2 separate regions of the Homo sapiens genome follow, and region 1 is linked to region 2. The links are chromatin contacts, found by Hi-C or POLR2A ChIA-PET in ENCODE. All regions are on one chromosome and are shown on one strand. The core of a region is the stretch at or near the end of the contact, and the rest is flanking DNA. Distances in the headings are between cores, read along the strand shown.

Region 1 (3,411 bases), core at 308-2,807, 110 kb before region 2:
AGCAAGGGAGCTAATTTGCATTGGCACTATGTCAGTTTCATATATTGGGGACAGAATTTTAAATATAGAGGCTACTCTATTCCTTTACTGGTTTGTTTACAGGATTAGGTATACAAAAGAATTCATTCATCCAGTAACTTTACCTGAGTTTGTGTAATGAAACCTTGAATCATCAAGTTTTTTTAAAATTAAACTTAACAAAACTTTCATTGAAAATGAAAATTAAGGCCAGGCGCAGTGGCTCACACCTGTAATCCCAGCATTTAGGGAGGCCAAGGTCACAAGTTTGAGACTAGCCTGGCAACATGGTGAAACCCTGTCTCTACTAAAAGTACAAAAATTAGCTGGGCGTGGTGGCAGGTGCCTGTAATACCAGCTACTCAGAAGGCTGAGGCAGAAGAATCACTTGAACCCAGGAGGTGGAGGTTGCTATGAGTTGAGACCGCACCAATGCACTCCAGAGCCTGGGCGACAGAACAAGGCTCTGTCACAAAAAAAAAAAAAAAAAAAAAAAAAAAACCAAAAAAAACCCAAAAAAAACTAAAAGTAGTAAAAAAAAACAAAAAAAAAACTTTAACAAAAATAAACCTTATAATTCAATTTTACAGAATCAATCATTACAAAGTAAATCTATAGGTTACAGAATAAAACAATGGCATTAGGTGACAATTTGAAGCTAGAATTGATGAAACTGCTGCCAGTGAGTACCCATCTATTTCACCGTGTCATTTTCCTACACTTCTGTACCCTTGAAGTGAAGATAAACTGTTAATTTACACTGTCAGGGTGAGGGATGCCCCCTCTGAAGACATTAGCTGTCAATTTAGGAACAAAAGGAGAGGCAGATTTGGGTTGTTTTATTTATTTATTTATTTATTTATTTATTTTTATGACTCAGCTTCCAAGTTTAACTCTTCCCTTTTGGCATAGTGAATTTGGGGTCCTGAGCTTTTCTTTTCCTTTCACAACAGTAAGGAAAAATTTTTTAAAGATAAAAGTGTGTCCTGAAATCAGACAAGTTTAGGTTTTCTTTTGGAAATGATTCTTTCACCATTTTTCATGTTTTATGATGAAAGTGAAGTTATTTTGGAAAAGAAATACATTATTTTTTGTATTCTTTGAAGTTCTCTGAACGTGTTTCTATATTTTTAAAGGCACCTGATCAAATTTCTCTAAGAGTTTGGCCCATAAGGAAAACAGATTAGTAGAAACCTTATGAAGCTGAAGGAAAACAAGTGAATTATTTATTATTCCACTTTTTCTAATTTCGTTGTATGTTCAGAACCACCACAATGCTTATCGTGTTATTATCAGAAGACTATACGTCATAAAACAGAAATGAAAGGACCGTTCTTATGAAAAACACTGAAGAAAGAGAAGAGGGACGTTAGAAAACATTGCCAAAGATGTGGGAGGGCCAGAAATATTACAAATACTAAAAACGGATGAGGAGAGAAGGTAACAGCATGGGCTTCTGCAGCTGTAGCGTTTAATGCTGGAAACTCCAGGCGCTCCGAAGCCCCACGGCTGAGCCTGTCTCAGCATGTTTCTCTTTTGAGTCTGTGTGCTGGCAAGGCATTTCCTCGGCTGGTTGCTATAGAAATAATTATACTACACAACTTTGAGAAGCAGAAGCAGACGGAAGTTACAGCAGAAACACTGTCATCTTGGTGTTGTTCTAATAGCCTTAGGATTCGAAAATGAGGCAAAATTAAAAACAAAAAGCACCATTATTTAAATTGAAAATTTAGAAATGTGGGTTATTGTTCAAGTATTCAAAGTCAGCACTACAGAACAGTTAAGTGAGTGTTCTTACACCGAAGTCCTCAGAGCCACTTGGCAAATGCTAGAGAAAACAGGAAGTAAGGACCTCTGTCAAGCAGAAGAATGTCTGATTTTAATCAGGAAATTGAGGATAAGTTTATTTTTGAAGGGATGATATCATCCGGTGAATGGCCTCTTTTGTTTGTAGTATATGCTGGAATGTCACCACCTTGGGAAAAAGTATTCAAAAATTCATAGCCTTTTTTTTTTACTAACACCATATTCACTTTGATTCTTTCTTTTAAATTTTATTTCTTGTGAGATTTATCAACTATGTGTGATTGCATATGCATATTTGTATGTGCAGATATAGACATATAGATATGTCTTTCAATTTTCTCTGTTCTCTTCCGTCTATTTTTTGATCTTTCTCGTTCCCGGTACCACAGTATCTTAATTTCTAAAGTTTTGTAATGAATTTTGATGTCTGAAAGGGCAATCCCAACATCCTTTTCTTCATGTCGCCAAGAAGCTAACAATTTTCCATTAGGAAACAGCCAGCCACATTTCCCAGTTTTGGCATGGTAACATACTGAAGACTCCTGTGATAGTAATTGTAGCTTTTTAGTCATTACAAAGTAAAAGATGACAGAGTTAAGAAAGGACTTAAACTGCAAGACCATTCATTAGTTCTACAATGGGTATCAATTTTCATTTGACTCATCTGATGTTGACTACTTAGAATTCCAGCTTTTAAACAAAAGCTAAGTTTAATCTGTCTATCTACCCAAGTTAATCATTCTGTATTAAGTATTCCTGTCTATTTTAGTTTATCTCAAGGATTTCAAATAATTCAACCAATTAACAATCTAGGATAAAGGGATAACTATAATAATATTTGCATTTTGAGAATCAATAATAATTGATTCTCGAAGGTCTACTTCAAGTTTAATAAATGGAATAAATTAAATATATCAAATGGACAATTCCAAAAAACTTTTATTTACATAAAAATTTTAACAACCATTCAAAACTGAATATAGTAAATGTTAAATGAACAAGATAGCTGTTTGGAGAACGTGATTTCTACTAAGAGATAGAGGTCATCGAGAAAGGTTACTGTAAGCCTTAAAACATGAAATAGCACTCACATAGAGAAGGTGCCAAAGGGTATTCCAGAGACGAGAAGCATCATTACCCAAGATAAAGAGACTAGAATATGCATAGTGGACTCCCTGGTTGTAATTCAAATTATAAGTGGATTATTTTTAAAATGTATACAACTGTATGCACAGAAATCTCTGCTGTGTATGCTTGTGGCATTGCAGCTTCCTTCTGTGGGTCTGAGAATTGGTGCAGGTTTTTAAACTGGGTCAAGAAGTAATATTCCGTGGGCATTGATGACATGAGGCTTCCAATTGCTCATCCAGTTTTAATCATCCTTGATTATGTATAGCCAACCACGCTCTTGTTGTCTATCCATCTATTTTTTCTCGATAAACACCTTGGGATATCAGCCATCACCATAGATCTCTAGTGGTTGACTATATTGCACTTGACCCCTGATATTCTGGAATATAATCATTTCCATTGACACTAGGGAGCCCAGTTCTCTAACAGTATTGCCTACTGTCAACTTCGGTCCAG
Region 2 (3,579 bases), core at 489-2,988:
ACTAAAAGCATTCTCCCCTTAGATTGTCTAATTTAAGAGGTAAGGTAGAGAAAAGGCTGTCTTCCTGATTGCAAATATGTTAGGATGGGCTGCACGTTAAATCTGGCTAACAAACATGTTTTGTTTTGGCCCACACATTTTAATTAATATCCTATATTTTGGTATTAGAAATTGTCTCATAAAATTCGGCTTGTTTTGAAAGATCCTAAGGTCTGACAGTAGGTCCACAGTTGGCTGGAGACAGGGTGGCTGATTTATTTAGAAAAAACGTGTGTGAATCTTCCCTTTTTGTTTGTCTCTACTACTAAGTTGTGAGTTCCTTATAATCCTCATATCATTTTTATTATGCAGAACTCAAGATATATGTGTGGGATGAATGCATAAATAATGAATGGGCCAGAATTCGGTTTTCAGGACAGTTTTCAAGATGGCTTAAATAGGCATAGGGTTTATTTTTCTGTCTTCTTTCTCGCTGCATCTAGAGTTTGTCCCACAGAAATCTTATCTAAACTCATGACTTTAACTATCATCCCTACCATAAGGCAAAATCTCCAACTCTGCCCTGTCACCCGGACTCTAATCAGATATCTCTAACTGTCCCTCAACTCAGACTTTCTGAGTCAAAAGTTTAATCTGTTATCTCACCAAAACATGCTTCCCAACTGACTGCCCCTATATAGATATAGGGGCATATATGTACGTATATTGTTTTGAGGCAGAGTCCCACTCTGTGGCCTAGGCTAGAATGTAGTGGCGCGATCTCAGCTCACTGCAACCTCTGCCTCCCAGATTCAAGCAATTCTCCTGTCTCAGCCTCCCGAATAGCTGGGATTACAGGGGCCAGCCACCATGCCCGGCTAATTTTTTTTTTTTTTTTTTGTATTTTTAGTACAAACAACGTTTCCACATGTTGGCCAGGCTGGTTTTGAACTCCTGACCTCAAATGATCCTCCTGCCTTGGCCTCCCAAATTGCTAGGATTACAGGCGTGATGTCACCACACCAGGCTGCCCCAATGTTTTTCACCACTGTCACCGTCCTCCCATGCATATAATCTTGAAGCCTCAGCAATTTGAGATTCTTCTTTCTTCCTCATCAGCCACATTCAGTGAGTTATCAAGTCTAGTTTATTCATTCTTCAAAATATTGAATGTCTCTTTTTTATCCTCATTTCCTTCCTCTCTCCAAGAGCAAGTTTTACCATCTTGATAAACAGACAATTGTTCTTCCTGCCTCAAGCCTCTTGTTTTTCAATACAGATTTATTTATAATATTAACAAATATTTATCAAATGCCCACCATTTATTTATCAAATATCCTATCTTAGAAGTTAGGGATACAACAGTAAACACAAGCAACAGAGCCCCTACCCTCATGAAACTTACAGCCAGTTAGTGATACAAGCAAACAGAAAACACATATATAATAATATAATGTCAGGTAGTAATAAATTATATGAAAAAAGCAGAGTAAGGGAATAGGGAATGATGGACTAGAGAGGTACAACTTTACTTTTTAATAATAACACCTCTTTTAAACATTTAAATTTACATGTACTTAAGAGAAATTTATAGCATACATTTTCCCAGATTAAACTTCCTGAAACATTTGGCCATATGCCACTTCTCTATTCATCTATACAATCATTCATCTATAAAATAAATGGGATAAAATCCAAAGCACTTAGTGCAAGGTTGTTTAATCTGGCCCTAGGTACTCTTTCTTGCTTTTAGTTTATACAGATAAAACTCTAACAATATTGACTATTTTCCTGCTTATTATGCTTTTCTACATGATTCATTAAAAGCCTCTCTCCTCTGGCGATTCTTCTCTAACAATAATAATCTCTCTGTTCTAAGTCATTCAGTATGGTACGGAATCTACTTGTAATTAACTGTCTCCTTGTGGCTATTTCATATTTTATCTTTCCAGCTGAGTGACACACTTTTGAAAAATGACTGTTTGATATTACCTTGTACTATTCTCAGTACTGACTCTTCTCAAACTTACAAAATTGTTGACATTAACTTAACACATATTTGTTAAGTAGGTGTTGACTAACCAATTACATGTGTTGACCACAGTCAGCCTTTGTGGTCTCTCTAGCCACAACCTAACATCCTCTATCCTTTTCTTTTGGTGACATTAAGCCTATATCTGGGATAGAATCATTACTTGAGTTGCCTACGTATGCCATTTATTTCCCGCTTCAAAGCAGCGTGTCACTATAACTCAAACAGATCTTGTATCACTGCGTTAGAATGAAATACTTTTTTTAACAGGATGCCAGCTTTTCACACTTGCCGCAAGGGGGAGCAGCAGTTCTTTTCCAGGAAGCGGAATGACGCCATAGTTTCATTCCCCAGCAATTACCCAAACATTTAATTCTCCCCCATATGATTTCCATACATCTTTGTGTTTTTTTCTCCTGCATGTATTTACCACAACTAAAGGGACAGTCCCTCTTCACTTTAAACATAAATTTTTATTTTAGTTCACTTGATTTTATCCCTCTAACCACTTATACTTGAATTTCTACTCCGGTTCTTAATTTCTTTATTTTAAATTGAGCTCAATATCTAAAATGGCGCCAGTACTTTTTGGGAAATATTTATTGTTGGAGGCAATCATTGAAGAAGATATCAGAACAAGTAATTTACCAATGAATATCTGACATGCACAACAGATAACATATATTTTTGTTACTCAGCTTGCCCATAGTGTTGAGTGAAGGTAGGTATTTAACACTTGCCAAATAGGAAATGTTCTTAATGAAAACTAGGAATTCCAATACTGTATATATATATACCATTCTAGAGCTAGCAGGACTATTAGAAAAAATCTGGACCAACGTCTTCTAGTTTACAAATAAGGACAGTAAGTCCCAGAAGGTCAAATGACTAAGTTAGTTCAAGGGCTCATTCTGTTCCAATGGTCTTTCTATTAAGTTCCACTGTCTCTCTTGTGATATTAATTATAGAAACCGGCCTGTAGTTTCAACATACAGCTAAAATAGTTATTTCCAAAGGTCTGCCAATATTATGCTAAGGATTTTTATAAAAATGTTGTTTTGGGTTCTGAATACTACAAAACATCTTGTGCTCACACAGTGCTAAATATTACCTTGCAATTGTTACAGTTAACCAAGCAGTTCTGTATGTGCCAATTTGGAGGCTTAGGTGGGGTGAAAAAAAACAAGTTAAATAAAAATAGTAGCAAGAGAAATATTGAAAATATTAGTACCACATAGTATGATTTTCCTTATGTTAAAAAAGCTATATAAATGTGTAAATGCATGAATAAAGTTCTGTAAAGCTATACGGTGGGAACTGTGAATTATGATACTCTGGAGAGAGAGAGGGAGAAGGTGAAATGCCTTCTAGAAGGTGCAAAAATTGGCCCCATGGGATTCACTCCAGTCAGTGGGTCACATCAACACTCCCAGAAGCTAGACCACTGTCTGAGCTACTATACGGCCACTGTCATGAAGATGTTTTAGAATAAGGTATTGATGGAGATGGAGAGAAGTGGCTGGTACTAAGTTCTGAATACCACACAGTATTCTGATGCTGTGTCTACC

What was found. A loop is a pair of places that touch in the nucleus more often than their neighbours do. ChIA-PET counts read pairs that join two places held with the same protein, here RNA polymerase II (POLR2A). Pooled maps may share reads with other maps.
Region 1: a pooled map shows a loop between it and region 2 (4-fold over the local background). The contact joins two enhancer-like sites. A Hi-C loop is called at or near these places in 1 of 168 maps with a recorded cell type or tissue (K562), 1 of 37 single-sample maps with no recorded cell type and 6 of 50 pooled maps. POLR2A ChIA-PET finds 5 or more read pairs at or near these places in 2 of 52 experiments (OCI-LY7 and naive thymus-derived CD4-positive, alpha-beta T cell).

Annotation. Positions count from the first base shown.
Region 1 is chr9:73,130,622-73,134,032 of GRCh38, reverse strand. No RefSeq gene overlaps it. Among named protein-coding and RNA genes, the nearest start is that of ANXA1, 20 kb to the left of the region's middle. RefSeq lists an enhancer at 1,242-1,661. Within about 2 kb of position 1,557, at least 38 of the 41 ENCODE cell types and tissues checked have a DNase peak (open chromatin) inside an H3K27ac peak, as active enhancers do.
Region 2 is chr9:73,021,875-73,025,453 of GRCh38, reverse strand. No RefSeq gene overlaps it. Among named protein-coding and RNA genes, the nearest start is that of ALDH1A1, 71 kb to the right of the region's middle. Within about 2 kb of position 1,738, at least 2 of the 41 ENCODE cell types and tissues checked have a DNase peak (open chromatin) inside an H3K27ac peak, as active enhancers do.